6 separate regions of the Homo sapiens genome follow, and regions 1, 2, 3, 4 and 6 are each linked to region 5. The links are chromatin contacts, found by Hi-C or POLR2A ChIA-PET in ENCODE. All regions are on one chromosome and are shown on one strand. Each heading gives the region's core, a stretch centred on a gene start or an enhancer-like site at or near the end of the contact. The rest is flanking DNA. Distances are from core to core; before and after follow the strand shown. Region 1 holds the start of WDR36 (WD repeat domain 36). Region 2 holds the start of NREP (neuronal regeneration related protein). Region 3 holds the start of DMXL1-DT (DMXL1 divergent transcript). Region 4 holds the start of DTWD2 (DTW motif tRNA-uridine aminocarboxypropyltransferase 2). Region 5 holds the start of ATG12 (autophagy related 12). Region 6 holds the start of EPB41L4A-AS1 (EPB41L4A antisense RNA 1).

What was found. Hi-C counts contacts between places; a loop is a spot of excess contacts on that map. ChIA-PET counts read pairs that join two places held with the same protein, here RNA polymerase II (POLR2A). Pooled maps may share reads with other maps.
Region 1: a loop to region 5 is called in a map of CD4-positive, alpha-beta T cell, with 10 times the contacts of the local background. The contact joins the promoter of WDR36 here to the promoter of ATG12 in region 5. A Hi-C loop is called at or near these places in 3 of 168 maps with a recorded cell type or tissue (CD4-positive, alpha-beta T cell, gastrocnemius medialis and naive thymus-derived CD4-positive, alpha-beta T cell) and 11 of 50 pooled maps.
Region 2: a map of naive thymus-derived CD4-positive, alpha-beta T cell shows a loop between it and region 5 (14-fold over the local background). The contact joins the promoter of NREP here to the promoter of ATG12 in region 5. A Hi-C loop is called at or near these places in 1 of 168 maps with a recorded cell type or tissue (naive thymus-derived CD4-positive, alpha-beta T cell), 1 of 37 single-sample maps with no recorded cell type and 10 of 50 pooled maps.
Region 3: a map of CD8-positive, alpha-beta T cell shows a loop between it and region 5 (11-fold over the local background). The contact joins the promoter of DMXL1-DT here to the promoter of ATG12 in region 5. A Hi-C loop is called at or near these places in 5 of 168 maps with a recorded cell type or tissue (CD4-positive, alpha-beta memory T cell, CD8-positive, alpha-beta T cell, naive thymus-derived CD4-positive, alpha-beta T cell and 1 more) and 14 of 50 pooled maps.
Region 4: a loop to region 5 is called in a map of naive thymus-derived CD4-positive, alpha-beta T cell, with 6 times the contacts of the local background. The contact joins the promoter of DTWD2 here to the promoter of ATG12 in region 5. A Hi-C loop is called at or near these places in 1 of 168 maps with a recorded cell type or tissue (naive thymus-derived CD4-positive, alpha-beta T cell) and 11 of 50 pooled maps. POLR2A ChIA-PET finds 5 or more read pairs at or near these places in 1 of 52 experiments (MCF 10A).
Region 6: a loop to region 5 is called in a map of naive thymus-derived CD4-positive, alpha-beta T cell, with 15 times the contacts of the local background. The contact joins the promoter of EPB41L4A-AS1 here to the promoter of ATG12 in region 5. A Hi-C loop is called at or near these places in 2 of 168 maps with a recorded cell type or tissue (CD4-positive, alpha-beta memory T cell and naive thymus-derived CD4-positive, alpha-beta T cell) and 9 of 50 pooled maps.

Annotation. Positions count from the first base shown.
Region 1 is chr5:111,090,919-111,093,661 of GRCh38, forward strand. WDR36 (WD repeat domain 36) reads left to right here and starts at 1,430. Exons shown (of 23, transcript NM_139281.3): 1 at 1,430-1,700. The coding sequence starts at 1,539. RefSeq lists an enhancer at 1,280-1,719.
Region 2 is chr5:111,755,762-111,758,573 of GRCh38, forward strand. NREP (neuronal regeneration related protein) reads right to left here and starts at 1,433. Exons shown (of 4, transcript NM_004772.4): 1 at 1,375-1,433; 2 at 9-69. The coding sequence starts at 11. RefSeq lists an enhancer at 633-1,190 and silencers at 1,784-2,183, 2,204-2,563.
Region 3 is chr5:119,069,560-119,072,287 of GRCh38, forward strand. DMXL1-DT (DMXL1 divergent transcript) reads right to left here and starts at 1,331. Exons shown (of 3, transcript NR_134250.1): 1 at 1,247-1,331. It overlaps DMXL1 (Dmx like 1), which reads left to right and starts at 1,528. Exons shown (of 44, transcript NM_001290321.3): 1 at 1,528-2,097. The coding sequence starts at 2,011. RefSeq lists silencers at 1,295-1,374, 1,685-1,964.
Region 4 is chr5:118,987,175-118,989,874 of GRCh38, forward strand. DTWD2 (DTW motif tRNA-uridine aminocarboxypropyltransferase 2) reads right to left here and starts at 1,373. Exons shown (of 6, transcript NM_173666.4): 1 at 1,120-1,373. The coding sequence starts at 1,337. RefSeq lists a silencer at 957-1,286.
Region 5 is chr5:115,840,315-115,843,034 of GRCh38, forward strand. It overlaps ATG12 (autophagy related 12), which reads right to left and starts at 1,251. Exons shown (of 4, transcript NM_004707.4): 1 at 1,076-1,251. The coding sequence starts at 1,238. AP3S1 (adaptor related protein complex 3 subunit sigma 1) reads left to right here and starts at 1,621. Exons shown (of 6, transcript NM_001284.4): 1 at 1,621-1,792. The coding sequence starts at 1,724. RefSeq lists enhancers at 114-614, 618-1,519, 908-1,207, 1,218-1,267, 2,258-2,467 and silencers at 1,498-1,877, 1,978-2,167.
Region 6 is chr5:112,159,276-112,161,775 of GRCh38, forward strand. It overlaps EPB41L4A-AS1 (EPB41L4A antisense RNA 1), which reads left to right and starts at 1,251. Exons shown (of 3, transcript NR_015370.2): 1 at 1,251-2,020; 2 at 2,428-2,500. It overlaps SNORA13 (small nucleolar RNA, H/ACA box 13), which reads left to right and starts at 2,210; the gene lies at 2,210-2,342. It also overlaps a transcript of EPB41L4A not described here. RefSeq lists enhancers at 1,118-2,317, 1,136-1,345, 1,218-1,950, 1,726-1,825, 1,846-1,895 and 1 more.

The DNA.
Region 1 (2,743 bases), core at 180-2,679, 4.7 Mb before region 5:
TTTTTAATTTAAAGAACATTTACAAATAATTAGCAACTTGTTCACTTTTAAGTCATACCAAAAACATGGCTGAAAATGTGCACTGCTATTGAGAAATCCGGGGTACAAATGAAAATACAAGTAAGTACAACATGTCAAGGACTAAATAACAAGCTCTCATTCTGTTAGCATCTGCCCCTTAATGATCTTAACATCCAAAGTGTTTGAGGCTTTGTGCCAAGAACTATAAAATAAATCAAGATTTTTTTTGTTCAAGAATGTATGAGTCAGGTATTCAAATTAGCTAACAAGTGACTTTTGTTTCATAATAATTACATTTTAGAACTGGAAGGAACCCGAGAGAGTACACTGATCTGTGTAGAGACAGACCCTCTTTATCTCTTTCAAGTACATTTACATTAGTAAATATACCCTTTTTATCCCTCTCAAGTACTAGTATAGTTACGTTAGTCACTCGACCCAAACCTTAATAGGCTGCCAAAACGTTTTCATAAACGAAATGAAATGGAAATAAAACAGTAAGAGAAGAGGTTATTCCATATGTTGAACTTTGGTCCTGGGCTCTAAGCTCACCACTGTTTTAGTTAATGTTCACATGCTCAGAGATTGTTCCCCAAACCTACATCTTGGTAAGGCAGCTGGCTCCTGAGGAGTGAGGCGTCTTGACACCCACTTCACTGGAATCAGTCTCCTTCAGCATCCTAAGGCACTCAGCTCTAATGAACTGCCCGGACTCCCGTTTGCATTATGATAAGCTCCTCTTTAGAACCTCTACTGTCTGCTTTTGACAGCCGACCTCAAGGAATACTGACTTAATCCAGGAATCCCAATAACATTTAATATTTATCTTCCTTTTCTGGGAGGAATCTACACTTATCCAAGTTGCCCAAGTGAGCAGTTCCCTCCCCACAAGTAATTAGTTCTACTCCCCAGAGGGTCTGTGAGTGAATCCCTCTGTCAGTTTTGAAATGTCCCATTATAGTTTTCATCTGTAAATATGTCAATATGTATCCAAAAGATGAGGATCTTTAAAAACGTAATCATAATGCTACTATCATATGTAAAAATGAAACATAATTCCTTAATATCATCAGATATCCAGTGTTTAAATTTTTCCAGTCTCATGTTTTTGTACATTTTTAAATAATCACATGTTTAAATCGTTTCCATCTCCAAGGCGTCGACCTCCCCTCCATTCTCCTGGGCGTCGCGCTTCCCTCTTTGTTTCCCGCCCTTGCGGTTCTGTCGGAACCTAACGAGCTTCCTTCCACCGCAAAAGAGCTGGAGAACAATGCTAGGCAACGTGCTGGAGACCTTGGCCCTCGGAACCCAAGTCACGCCTCCCATGTGAGCTCTGGAGGGAGAACTTTATGTGTTGCACTGAGGGCAGTCTCCGGAAACGCGATTCGCAGCGGGCGCCGGAAGCGGTGTTGTGTCTGCAGCTCTGGCAGAGGACTGTTCCACTAGACACGCTGAAGGGACTGGGTACGTGTTTTCCTTCAGGACCAGAGCTGAGAGGAGCTGGGATCGCGGCGGCAATGGAACGGGCCTCAGAAAGGCGCACGGCCAGCGCGCTTTTTGCGGGGTTCCGGGCCTTGGGACTTTTCAGCAACGACATTCCACACGTGGTGCGGTTCAGCGCGCTCAAGCGCCGGTTCTATGTAACAACCTGCGTGGGCAAGAGTTTCCACACCTATGACGTGAGTGACTTCTTTTGTTAGCTTCCCAGGAAAACCACCCTCCTTGGCCTCTAACTCTGTCCTGGAGCAGTCCGGTTCTCCCTTCCCATTTACCACGGGCTTCCCTTCTTTAACCCCTCCCTGTCCTATTAATATTTCGCCATCCGGTCACGTCCACGTGCTGATTTGGCACTTGCAGTCCTCCTGGGGCGTGTTTCAGAGGCAGCCTGGCCAAGGGGAAACTGCTAGAGAACATCTCAGTTGTATGGCAGTAATATTTGTTCAGTGAATATTTATTGACCTTCCCTTGAAGGTGGAAACATAATTAAGACAAACCTCTACCTCTTGCATTCTTAATGAGAGAGAAAAACATGCACGCTATTACGTTATTGGTGACACGAGCTGAGTTAGAAATTCACTCTAGGTAGAATACATTGGGAGAACCGGAGATGGTGAGATTAATTACCGTTAGGGAAAATATCTAATAGCAATCAGTTATTTTCAACTAACGCAAAGTGTCTGGCACTGTCACTCTAAGCCTTGCAGCCGTTTCTTTGCAACATAGGTGTCATTATACCGTAGCACCTTTATATAATCTATTAAAGTAAATTTCAGATAAATCACTTGTTAGTGATGATTTTTTCTCCTATAACAGTTCATCGATCATTGTAATAGTGTCTCTTGTTTACTTGTTTCTTTTGTCTTCTCCGAAAGAATGTAACCTCTGTGAGAACAGAAACCTTGATGAGGAGGATGATAATAGTCAGTGTTAATTAAGTACTTTCTTTTCTGGAAAACAGGTAGAGTTGTCTCTCTTGGAGGATTGTGAATATCAAATGGCTTATTAGCAAAAAGAGCTGGGAGGTAGGAACTAGTTGAGTTAGTGGAAAAGGAAAGTGAGGGCAGAGCTGAGGTGAAGAGCAATTGGGTTTCTCAGAGTCTGAGCTGGTAATGGAGACAGGGTGGGTTAGAACCATATTAATCATGTGAAAGTATTTAGTGTTACCATTCTCTGCACTTGTTCCTTGCTTGCTAACTTTTGCTTTTGCTGGTTAATGTTTTCT
Region 2 (2,812 bases), core at 183-2,682, 4.1 Mb before region 5:
AGTCTTACCATTTTGAGAATCTTAGTCTTGGGCTTCTATTCTCCCTCTCTTCAGTCCAGGGAGACCAACCTGCAAAATATGTTTAAATACAGTAGACACATCGCCTCACCACAGGTCAGCAAACGAAAAATGCCTCTTTAGAGGTTACAGACGAATAACCATTTTCTGTGGTTAAGATAAGTTACATGCAAATTATTGTTAACTACTGGGATTTCTGAAAGAGCTTTCCAAGTGGCCTATAGGCTTAACTAAGGGACAAAGGAATCCCTGGTACTTGGCTTTGCAGAGTCCTGGGCTATTCTTAGTGTTTGGTTCATCTTTAAATTGCATGAGTTCAAAAGGTTTAGCAACTTAAAAGTAGAACCAAGTGATAAAAATAGATTGTTTTCTGGCTGCTCTTTGTTCCCAGACATACTACTGGCAGTATATTTGCAATCAAGACGACAGAATAGGAATCAGCCTTCCACCGTGTAGTGTAATGCCTCAGAGTGGATATTTTTGGAAATGGCACTGCATTACATAACCTTCCGTGTTTAAAAAAAAAAAAAAAACCCTACACGGCGGGGGGGGTGGGGGGAGTCAGGAATATACACCATTCTGTCCTTCTCCCTAAACCAAATAAACATTAATGTACATACTGCTGCAGTGATTTACCCTCAACCTTTATATTATCAGAAGACCGCTCTTTTGTTAACACAGTTATGACAAAAATTAAGATGAATGGAGAAACTAAAAGTTCTCAAAAAGGGTATCATTCGCTCTTAGAGTTTTCCTATAATGTTATTATAGATACACATAAATGCACATCAGATTATTATAATCACCAAGAAAAAAACAGTCATTTATTTTTAAGGCCCTCCCCGCCAAAGTTCAACTGCTTTATAAGAAAATGCAGAAAAAAGTGCTGCAAGATCGAATGCCTAAGAAGACCCTCGGAAGCAGCAGCATTGAAAGAGTAATCAAGTGTAAGGGCGGAGGGACACAAATTCATTTTATAAAAAGGGAGGAAAAGCTTGCATGCACCAAAGTGCATTTAATGCAAAGAAACACAACAGTTTCTAACAAGGCTTTAGGAGCAAGAAGAACAAAATTAACCACACCAACAAGCACAAAACCCCACCCCTTCCCAAAAGAATTCATTTCTCCCTCCGAACTTGTGCATTTTAGAAAAAACCCAAGTTAAATTCCAGCCTGAATGCAGCACAACCAAAATGCCAGAATTTCTCCAAGGTACACGCTTCAGCTCTTTAAAATTTAGAGGGAAGAAGCATGAACTCTGCAGGGTTGAAGGGTCCAGCTAAGAGCAACGGCAAGGAATCGACACAAAAGAGAAACCAGCGCTCCCAGCCGGGGATAGGAATGGCATATACTTACAGACAAAAGCCCCGCTCCCTGTTCACTCTCTCTCCTCTCTACACCTGAAACACAAATGTGGTTGAAAAAGGGCAACATGCTAGAAAGACAGATTGGGGGGGGAGGGGGGATTGGGGGAGGGAGGGGGAGGGGAAAGGGGTGGAGGAAGAGGAGGGAGGAGGGGGAAGGGAAACAAAACCCAAACCGGCTTCACTTCCAAGAAGTGCAGCCTTGGAAAAAGGAGGAGGAGATCATCTCCCTGCCTCGCGCTCTCTCTCCAAGAGTGTGTGTGTCTCTCTCTTTCTCTAAGAGTCTCTCTCTCTCCCTTTCCCTCTCTCTCCCGCTAGGGTGCTAGTGAACAATGAGCTAATTCTGATGGAGCTGGCGCGGAGCCAGCGCCCCAGCCTTGCTGCCACTGTGCAGCCGCCTAGGAGCCAGACTGCTTACTCGGCAGGAATCGGCGGCTCTGGGCCCCGTCGGCGAGCGGCCAACAGGCGCGCGCGCCCCGACACCCCGCACCCGCGCCCCGGGCGCCCCGCTCGCCGCGCCGTCCCCACTGCACCGCGCGGCGCCCCGGGGAGACAAAGCGGACCCGCAGCTCTGCGCCCCGGCCCCGCCCCGGGAGCACGGCGCGCGCAAATCCCCGGCCTTCCTCCCCGCCCCCGGCCAGCCTCTCCGCCTCGACGTGCGGTTGCTTTTCAGACAAATAAGGAGGTGGAGGAGGCGGTTTGGGGGCGCGCCAAGCGTGAAGGCGGCCAGGGTGCTGCACAGCCCGGCGGCCCGCCAGGGCCGTGGGGAGAGGCGGCGCGGCCCGTACTGTAATAATAAACCTGCAGCAGAGGGCATCTGAGGAAAAGAGGACGGCGACGGGCGGCAGCCGCCTTCCTTTTATGTGCCTGTCCTGAGCGAAGCAGAAAATGGTGCCTGCGGCGGCGCGGAGCCGCGCTCAGACACACAAAGAGTCCGCGAAGGATGCATTTGCACACGGCCTCGGGTCGGACCCTGCCCCTCAGCTGGGTACGCGCGCCCCACTCCCTTCCGCGGGGAAGCCCGGGGCGGGGAGCGCCCCTGAAGGCCGGGCCCAGAGGTCCTGTGGCTGCGCGTGCACACACACACGTGCACACAGTCACACGCGCACAACCAGCCAGAGCTGCGGCCTGGCGTGATCGGCCCAAGACATACTCCCCTGGTGCTTCCTTCTCCTTCCCTATACGCTCCCCCACTGCCTGCCCGTCTGAAATTGTACTTTTTAAAATCGAGGATTGCTTTAAAAAATAAAGTGCTTTGCCATTTCTGATTTTTGTAAACTCGTCGTTCTTATTTAAAATCTATCTTTTCATAGTAATGTAATAGCTCAAAATTTTGCAACAAACTCAAATAAACTGGTTCTGTTGCCAATAAAGCAGGATATCATTTTATGGTAACTCTCAGATGTCACAGGAGAAGATTATTTCCTAAT
Region 3 (2,728 bases), core at 81-2,580, 3.2 Mb after region 5:
TTTCTCTCTTTTTTTTTTTTTTTTTTGACTTTCTCTCTTGTTGCCCAAGCTGGAGTGCAATGACACGATCTTGGCTCACTGCAACCTCCGTCTCCCAGGTTCAAGCGATTCTCTCGCCTCAGCTTCCCAGTAGCTGGGATTACAGGCGCGTGCCACCATGCCAGGCTAATTTTTTAATTTTTAGTAGAAACTGGGTTTCACAATGTTAGCCAGGCTGGTCTCGAACTCCCAACCTCAGGTGATCCCCCCGCCCCCACCTCGACTTACCAAAGTGCTGGGATTACAGGCGTGAGCCATCGTGCCTGGCCTATTGGAGAGTTTTGAGGGTTGTTTGTTTTGAGACGGGATCTCACTCTGTCACCCAGGCTGGAGTGCAACGGGGGTCTTGGCTCACTACAACCTCTGCCTCCCGGGTTCAAGTGATTCTCCTGCCTCAACCTCCCGAGTAGCTGGGATTACAGGTGGGAGCCACCACGCCCGGCTAATTTTTGTATTTTTAGTAGAGAAGGGGGTTTCACTATGTTGGCCAGGCTGGTCTCGAACTCCTGACCTCGTGATTCACCCTCCTCGGCCTCCCAAAGTTCTGGAATAATAGGCGTGAGTCACCGTGCCTGGCCTATTTGGAGAGTTTCTATACACATTCATGCAACATTTACAGAACACCCTGAATGGGTGGGACTGGTGCGGTGCTAGACATTAAGGACAGACTTGTGTCCTGTTCCTCTGTATTCCAAAGAGGCTTACGGTATACAGGGGGAGACATATAAACAGATGTTTGTCAATTATAATACAAAACTTGTGTCAAAATACAATGAGAGTTGAATCTCAGTTTGTAGCTGTGACTCTGATCATTCTGGAATTCCTAGGTTCTTTTCCAAAACAAACGCTCAATGCAGGGCTGGTGTGTTGTTATTACCAGCACTATTTCAAATCACGTGTTAAGATAACTTAGGCTAAGAAAATACCACTTTCCTACTTGTCAAGTGTTCGAGCCTTTCAAAAACCATCCCGTTTAGGGACTTGGAAACACGCGCAAGGCTGGAGAAACCATTAAGCTGCTAACGTAGACGTTTCAAGGGTCACATTTACTCAAGAGACACTCAGGTCGCCCGGGGGAGCGGTGCATATTGGGACTTGTAGTCCTACCAGAACCGAGGAAACTGCAACTCCCTTTAGGATGCACTTCTCCCCTTTAAATTTTCTGGCCCAACAGTTAGATGACGCCCTAACCTAAAGCACAACTTACCACATCTCACTCATTCTGGGTTCATCAGGCTTCTGCCAGGCTTATCAGGTTCAAGCTCAAACGCACGGCGTTCTCCTGTAGAAGCCTCAAAGAGATTGGCTTATTCTCGGTGGTGGGCGGAGCCCTAGGTGGACCGGGGGTCGGGATTGGCCAGTTTCTGACTAGAAGAGGCGTTTTTATGTTCACTTGCTGATACGCACGCTGTGGTAAAAAAGTGAATTCTTTACCACAGTAGCAGCTGCCCCGAGCGAAGTCTCGCGATATTTCGGCCGCAGGGATCCAGAGGCGCGTAGTGAGTGGCGGAGGACTGTGGGGGTGGCGGGCACCGGAGCCGGGAAGGGACAGGTCAGGCGGGGAGTGCGAGCGCGTACTGCTTGCGCCACTCGGGCTGGGTCAGGAGCGGCTGCCCGAGGTCCAGAGGAAGTGTGTGGACAGCGCGGCCTTCCTGGCCGGTGAGTCGGCCCCGGGTCGTGGCCGGTGAGGGGACCCTGAGCTTCACCTGGGCTAGCGCGGGGAGTGACAGGTGCGCGAAGGAGCGCGGCGCTCCGCCCTCTCGCCGACCCGCCCCCTCCGGGCCTCGCCCTCCGGGGCTCGGGATGAGTCGCGGGCCCCAGCTGAGCGGCTCCGGCTCCAGGCGCCTGTCGCTGCTTCTGCCGTCGCCACCGAAGAGCGGCCGCCGCCCCTGAGGGAAGGAGGGAGGGAAGCAGCCGCTGACCCGTGGCATGAGCTGGATGCGGTGTCCGTTGCAGGACTAGGGCGCCGACATGAACCTGCACCAGGTGCTGACCGGGGCTGTGAACCCTGGCGACCACTGCTTCTCCGTGGGCAGCATTGGCGACCAGCGCTTCACGGTGAGTGAGGGAGGCCCTCGCGTCGCCCGTGGCCCGGCCTTTGCCCGTCATTCTGGGCCGAGCTTGGCCCAGAACGACGGGCAGAGGCGCGAGGTCTTGTCTCCCCAGGGGGGTCCTTACCACCCAGAACCCAGCAGACCTGGCCCTTGAGAACTAAGGAAGCAAAACCATGTCGGTCAGTGAGGTACTGTATGGAGCCTGAACTCAAGTTAGAATATTTTGTAGGATTTTTAAAGTTTTTGGTCTGTCTGCCTTGGGCCAGGGTGCTTTGCCAAAGTCGTTTGTTCAAAAATCTTTGTTGAGTAACGAGTTGGGGGCTTTTTTATACCATTCTATAGGTTCAAATTGTCAAATTTAGGAATAGTGGAGATTGGTTTCATTTTGTATTCTAAGTTAAGGTCAAGTATCTTTGTAGTTAAAAAGTGGGTGTCTCAAAACAATTACCAATTGTTTGCCATCAACAACTAGCCTTGAGAACAGTGTTTTTCATTTATTTTCTTTTCTAATTCCCTGAGAAATAACTTCGGAAAGAAAAAAAAGCCTTTTCATTTTTAAAAATATTTCTTGGATATTTTACAATAACCTGGTAATCCCAGGTTAAGGTTGCTTAACTTGCTTTTCATTGGTCACA
Region 4 (2,700 bases), core at 123-2,622, 3.1 Mb after region 5:
CCAACCCCCTCAGACGACTTGTTTAAATTAATTGTATTCACAAACCCCTATGTTCAAATTCACAGTCCCTTCTAATCACAAATTTTCCATCCTCCTCAGAGGTTTACTGAGCGTCAACTATACATAGTACATTTAGAAAATATAAAAACATTCTACATTCAAGATCCTTTCCTCTGAAGTCTTACAATCCAGCCCTAGGAAAAGGTCAAAATGTCCAAAGTGTGATACTCCAAGTATTCAAGCAGTAAAGATCTTCAACCATATTCAGTCCTTCTGTTCCCCTTCTTGGAATGCTTTTCCCCTGGCTGGATTCTTCTCATCTTTCAAATCTCAGAGATAGTTCATGACACCATTGAGCTATTTTCTACAGTAGCAACCCATTCCTTTCCTTCACTGCTTTTTTCCCAGTTTGTAATTACATATTTGATTGCTTGTTTGCTGGTTTATTATCCGTATCCAGTAAGAGAATACTCTACAAAAACATGAACTCCACTGCATTGTCAGTGATTACCAAAGCACTCAATAAACACCTGATAAATTAATGCACAGGTCTGGTGTTCCGAAGAAAGGTCTGAGCTAGACACACTGGGATATAGATGATAATTTACCATGAAAACTGATTTTATAAATTACCAGTGGGACGTATGTAGGGTTTGAAGAGAACCTAGAATGAACACCTGAAAAGGCCCTATATTTAGAGTTCTGGTAGGATAGGTAAAGGAGACTGTCTCTCTCCTCCAATCCACTTTATGCTTTTTAACTGTGATATAACTATGCCACTTAAATATGACTGTGTAACTATTTTACAAGTATTACTGTCATCACCCCTTACTTCCCCTATTGGACGCTTAAGTTTCTTGGAAACAGAACTGATGTCTGCTCATCCCATGATACGCTCAGCATATTGCAGGAAGTAAGGTTAGATAATCATGAACCTGGAAAAAGGGCTTCTTACTAGGTAGCTGTGCCTGGCATTTCCGAGATTTCCAACGTGCACCCGCCAACTCCGCCGCCCTAATCGCAGAGCTGCCCGAGCCGCCGACTCCCCGGCAGGGGGCGCCGCACCCTCCTCCGAAGGCCGCTGCCGGCTGCAGTCCCCGCCCCCAGCCCCGCGGTCACCTGCAGCGGGTGCACTCAGGCCTCCGCTCGGCCGGCTCCACCGGCAGCTCCCACAGCCCGTCCGCACTGTCGTCGTCCGCCTCTGCGCCCAGGGCAGCCGCCGCCGGCACTGCGCCGCCCTCCCGCCGCTCCTTGTCGTTCGGCGTCTGAGAGCTTGAGGCCCCAGAAGGCCGCGCAACGGGCTCCTGGAGTGTTCGTGCCTCTTTCTGCGACTCCATGGCGGACACTCCGGTCAGGCCGTGGCATTGAAGCCCGGCTGCCGCCGGGGGGCGCCACGCGCTGTAGAAACCGGCCCGCGCCGCGTAGCGCAATGCCCGCACGCCACGTACGGGGGGCGGGTCTCCGAAGCCCAGGCTGGAGGTCCCACCCTGCCGCTGGGAAGGAACGAGCCCATTGGTCCGTGCCCAGTGGGACCGTTCACCTAGAACTGGGTAGGCAAGTGTGGGCAGTGTTGGAGTGCTGGTGAGGTTAAGTAGCGTCATTGGGAGAGGTAAGGGAAACCTCCCCGAGAGGACCCCAGTACCAAGCCCGAATTTAACTCCTTTAAAAGTTAAAATAAAATGGAATTCTGCATTTTCCGCCTTGGGATGGCAGTTTAAGAATTTGCAGGATTTCCACGCGTGCATGCATCGCAGGTGCGGCAGCTGATGCACTTATTATTTAAAGGCCAACAAAGGAGAGGTTATATCCACTGGGAACTACTCACAGCTGGTCCGTTTCCTTATGTGAATTTCCTGCTCTTCTATGTCTTGTGCTAATAAGACATCAAGCATGCTATTTTACACTGGACACCAGATATTTGTTAAATTAGATTTTTAGATCGTCCCCGATCAGGAAGCAATAGGAGAGCTGGCCCGGGGTACCAATAGGTTTTATGTATGAGGAAACAAGCCCTAGAAAGGTAACGTTGCCCAGGTATTTAACAACTACTGGATACGGCGGTATATAGCACAGCAGCTGTTTTTTAAAAGCCAAAATGAAATCTATGTTAGAATGAAGGCAGAAATACTATTTACCCAAAATGGGTATCGAATTCCTTTTGTTTATTAATGCTTTGTGTTACTTCCAGCAATACACAACATTAAAACAGAATTAAGCTTGGTTTTGATCAATCATGTGAATTAAGCTTAGGAATCACAGTTGTCTTAACTCTATAGTTGTAATAGATTAAATGTGAGGCAAAGTAGACAACACAGTAATAGAGCAAATACTGTATTTCTTAAAATGTTTATTTCACATTAGATTTTTCAGTCATCTTAAAATCAAGTTTGTGAATAAAATACCGTGCTGTTTTCAACTATCCTACGTTCTTTCCCCCCGGAAACAGCACCTCTCTTTTCCTTTGGAGCGTCCTATGTGAGGGATAGAAAAAGGCTGAAACACCCACCTGGTGATGGACGTAGAGTGGGAGAAAGAACTAGCAATTATGCCATTTGGAATCGGAGGATAAACAAAATCCAGAAACTGTAGGAAAGGAGATGAATCAGAAAATTCATCTTGTCTGTAGATTTAGGTTGGGGAACCAATTCTTTAACTGCCAAAATTAAATTCTCATGTGACTTATCTTTAAACGAAAGGAAG
Region 5 (2,720 bases), core at 1-2,500:
GAGGCGGAGTTTCGCTCTTGTTGTCCAGGCTGGAGTGCAATGGCGAGACCTCCGCCCACTGCCACCTCCGCCTCGCGGGTTCAAGCGATTCTCCTGCCTCAGCCTCCCGAGTAGCTGGGATTACAGGCGCGCGCCACCACACCCATCTAACTTTTATATTTTTAGTAGAGATGGAGTCTTACCATGTTGGCCAGGCTGGTCTCGAACTCTTGACCTCAGGTGATCCACCCGCCTCAGCCTACCAAAGTGCTGGGATTACAGGAGTGAGCCACCGCGCCCGGCCAGAGACCACTGTCATCTTAAGACAGAACGGGGAAAACGTCTAAGGACGAAATCAGCCTCTCTGAATCGAGGATGCTTATATGCTGCTTTTCCCATAGGCAACTCTAACTCTAAACAGAGTGCTTTAGAACACGTAATTTTAGCAATCTCTTTTACAAAGGGAAACATTCTCAAGCAATAAAGGGTTGAGGATAGCTGACTCAAGCAATGAAATAACTCACAAAGGTTCCAAAATGTGTTTCTTAAAAAGGTAACATCTATGCCTTTAGCTTTCCCTTAGCAGTCTTCATTCTGCATAAGAATTTGGTTTTTGGTTTAAGGAGTGAATTCACAACCAACTGGGAGGGGGAAAAAAGCAAAAGCGAGTTAAGTTGGAAGGCATGAATTCTAATCCAGGCTTTGCCAATGACCACCCCTACCACCATAAAACATTACTCAAATAATTAGCTCCTGTGTTAAGTACCTGGAATTACCGAGACCCCCCTCCCCCCGCCCCACTCAGCTCCCTCCCTCCTTCAAAGAGCTCGCAGTCTGGCCAACTCAAAAAAATACAGTATAAAAATAAGTGTGGCAGCCAAGTATCAGGCCCTACACCGATAGACAGAGATGGTATTTTAACACTCAACTTAAAGGCCTTAAAAATCAAAAAGTACACTTCTTTTCTTCTGATGACTGGTCAAAATGCAGGTCTAGGACAGGCGCTCCTCTAAATTTTGCTTCTTTACTGGCCGCCACCCCTACTCGGATGCAATCTGAACCTCCCGCCTCTCTGCCCGGAAATAAATTCAGTTACTTTTTTTCTTGGTGTCGCCAGCAGGTTCCTCTGTTCCCGGGGAAACTGCAGCGGAAGACGGGGGCTCCGGGGTGGTTGTTTCTGGGGAGACATCCGTAAGTCCTTCCCCTCCAGCAGCAATTGAAGTAGGAAGCTGCAACACAGACTGCGGCTCCTCCGCCATCTTGCTTGGAGACACTCGAGAGCGGAAGTAGCGACTGAGCGCGTGCAGTGGGCGTGCTTTTCTCCAGGGAGCGTCGCAAAGGAGGCGCCGGAGTAGGGGGACGCAATTACACAGTGAAACTTGGTGTTCCCGGCTAGTCATTCAAATCGAAGCTGTCGCAGACCTCTGAACGTTAGTAACGCAACATGTGTTTCTCCGCGACTACAGACCTCGGGAGAGGAGCGGTGGGCAACGTGTCTGTGCTCGGTCGAATGCGCACACTCCAGTTAGGCCGCTGGCTCGGACCTAGAAATGTTTCCGCTTTCCTTAGTGCCTGCCCCGCCCAGGCCCCGCCCCTTGGGCCCCGCCCGACGGCTCGGGAGCGCGCGCGGTCGCGTGCGGGAGGGGGCGGGTGGGGAAGGATCGCAGGCGAGATTACGAGGCGAGGCTCGCGCGCCCGCCCCCGCCCTGGCCCCCAGTGCCCACCCGGTCGGCCCGGCACAGCCATGATCAAGGCGATCCTAATCTTCAACAACCACGGGAAGCCGCGGCTCTCCAAGTTCTACCAGCCCTACGTGAGTATCCAGCCGCCGCTGATCCGGGCGAGGGGGAGTCGTTGGCGACGGGCAGCGCCCAGCGCGGCTTTCTCAGAGCGACCCCCTCCGGCGCGCTGCGGCCCTTGTCCCGTCCCGGCCGCCTGGCGCTCGCCAGCTGTCAGCCTCCTGGTGGGTGTGGACAGGGTGCCCACCTCCCTGCCGCGCGGTCAGCCACCGACGTGGCTTTGCCCGGGCGGTTCCTCCGCCCGTCGGTGGGCTGCATGCTTTCCTGGCTGCGCGGGCGAGGCCCTGGAGACTTCCCGGGGCCCGGCCCTCGCCGATCGGGCAGCCGCAGCCCAGCCGCGCCGCGGAGCCCTGCGCCCAGTCCCCAAGAGCCCACCCCGCGCGGCTGCCTTCCTGCCGCCCGCGGCTGCAGTTAGCCCGGGAGGAGGAAGACGGCGTGGAACTCGTTCTTCTCGCCCCCCTCCGCCGACTCCCATCCTTTCCAGGTGGACTTCTTTCTGTTCTTTGGACAGATGGGCTACCGTTTTTCACTGTGGTCCTCTCATAGCACAGGAACTTTGGCTTCCTGCGTTTGATAACTGCACGTTCTGTACAGTCTCTCTTCTGCATGTTTCGATACGTGACAGACTGCCCAGTGTGACTTTCAGGTGTCTCCTTATTGAAAAGGAAGATATGTGAGGACCTAATATTTTTATCAGGCTTTTTACCAGCTGGCTGCAAATTATTTACCCTCGAAGTAACCGGCGACGTTTGTAGTTGACTGATTGGAGCTGTGGTTCTATACCTAAAAGTTATGATTTCAGCTTCTGGTTTGGCATTTTTCCACGTATGGGAATTTGCCCTCATTTATAGTTTTTTTCTATTTATGAAGAATAGTAGCATTTGTAGAACTTCTCTTTTAACGTGTAAATACTGTTTAGTATGGACAAGTGCAGGAGGCATT
Region 6 (2,500 bases), core at 1-2,500, 3.7 Mb before region 5:
TTCTTTCTTTTATAGAAGTAGGCTTCAAAGAAACAACGAAAGGTGCTAAAACTGGTCTCTGGATGAATCTCTGCTAGGACTTAGAGAAACATGGAGACCTAGTTGTTATCATACAACTTGTCTTGCTGCCACTTGTCCTGTCCCTTCAAGGAGTTATGGTTATCAGGAAAAAAGCCAATTAACAAACTCTGCTTAATTTTTGTGGTGATAATTAATCAACTCTAAGATTTCAGCATAAAATCCCAACACCTTGCCCTGTGTGACAAGACCCTAAGTGCCTTGCTCCTGCCTGGCTCTCCAGCTGCATCTTGTCACTCTACACTCCTTACTCGACTCCAGCCACACTGGCCAAGGCCTGCTGTCTCCAGATCTTGCATAACCGCCTTCACACATCTGCTCGGAGTTCACTTCCAGTCTTCCTATTCCTAGCCCCATGAGCTACTGAACACTTGAAATGTGTCTAGTCTGAACGGAAATGTGCTGGAAGTATAAAATATACACCGGATTTTTATGACTTAGTAGATATAAAAGAAATATCTTATTAATAATCTCATATTGATTGCCTGTTGAAATATTTAAAATATGTTGGGTTATTATTAAAATTAATTTGATCTGTTTCTTTTTACTTTTTTTTTTTTTTTTTTGAGACGGAGTTTCGCCCTTTTGTCCAGGCTGGAGTCAAGTGGCATGATCTCGGCTCACCGCAACCTCCACCCCCACCCCGCCCGGGTTCAAGCCATTTCTCCTGCCTCAGCCTCCCAAGTAGCTGGGATTATAGACGCCCGCCACCAAGCCCAAGTAATTTTTGTATTTTTAGTAGAGACGGGGTTTTGCCATGTTGGCCAGGCTGGTCTTGAACTCCTGACTTCAGGTGATCACCTGCCTCAGCCTGCCAAAGTGCTGGGATTACAGGCATGAGCCACCGCGCCCGGCGTTCTTTTCACATTTTATGTGGCAATTGGAAAATTTAAAATTACACTCATGGCTCACACTGTTTCCATCGGACAGCGCTACCCTATGGCATGACCCTCTTTTGCTGCCCTCCTGGCACTTACATTGTAGAATTTCAGCATCCGGGCTCACTTGGTCAGTGGCCTACTCACCCAAGCAGAATGTACCACAGAAACCTTGCCTGGCTCACCCACACCTGATTCCCAGGCACTCAGGCCAGGGCCTGGAGCATAGTAAGTGCTGACTAAATATCTTTCGAATGAATGACTCTACTCTTCCTCAGCTGGACTCATGAATTCTGTCGGGTCCCAAAATACGTGGTCTAAAGTCCTTTGGGCTCCTGCCGCTGCCAGCACTGATCATATGCTCTTGACCCTGGTCGGGTGGGGGGATGTCTGGATACCTCCTCTGTGGAAAGAACTGGCCACACATCCGCAGAGGTGACTCGGGCTGAGAACCCAGGCTCCTCCTCCCTTTGGTGACACGCCCCTCGGTCCCTCACTGGCACTTCTCCCTCCGGCCACACGGCGGCGTCTCGCCATAGCGCAGCGGCCGATGGTACAGCCCGCTCCCCCCTCGCGCTCTCGGACAGTGGGTCCTTCCACTTGTAGAAAAGCATTGTGGGACGGAAGCCTGTCCTTTCTTCCTTTTGGTGCGAGCTTGCTGTGGTTTTTGCTCTGGGTCCTCTGGGATGGCGCCTGGCTGTGGCCGCGTGGTCTCTCACGCAGGGGCGCCGGGCGGGGGAACGCGGCCACCCTGAGTCTGGTGAGTCGACTGCGGCGGCCTGTGTCCGAAGTGTCCGGGGCCGTGAACAAGGGCAGCGGCCTGGCCTCAGGCCTGCGTTCCCACGTTTGGAAACGGGGAGCTTCGTCGATTTGTGTTTACATCATCGACTATGCCAGGGAGTTCTCCAGATAAGCCTGGTTTTATTTTCGTCAGTGAAAAGGCCTTACCGTATAACTGACTTTATGCTTGCCCTGCCCCCGTATAAAATAACTTAAAAGCAGCGTGCCTGGTTACAGCTGTTTCCACGTGCGGTGCTCGTCGGGAGTGATCACCTACCCTACAGGTGAGTTTTCACGTTCGTGCAAGACCAGTCGCCATTTAAAACGCATCGCATTTCACTTTTCATTATTAAGTCGGATTTTAAATCGTGAGAAAATTTCTCTGAAATGTATTGTCCGTTTTTAGGCTGTAATCGGCATTACTGTCAGCCAGTCAGCAACCTTATGCCATAAAGCCTACCTCACGCAGTGTCAGCCTTTGTGTTGCCCATTCACTTTGGAAACTAGTGAATGTGGTGTCAAAAAAGGCGTAAATTAAACGCTTTGCAGCCTTTTCCTGCCCTTAAATTTGATACCTTTGGTGTAGGAGCTGCATAAGTAACAGTTGCTGCTTTTACGTTTCCACGCGTGATCTTGACCCTGCTAGCCTTAAGTGTATGGTTTCTCTTAGCCAGTTCTAATTTTTGTTCAGGTGGAAGATGGATGCCTGAAGTGTAGACTGCTGCTAGCTGAATACCATCTGGGAGCATAAAGGTGACCTGAAG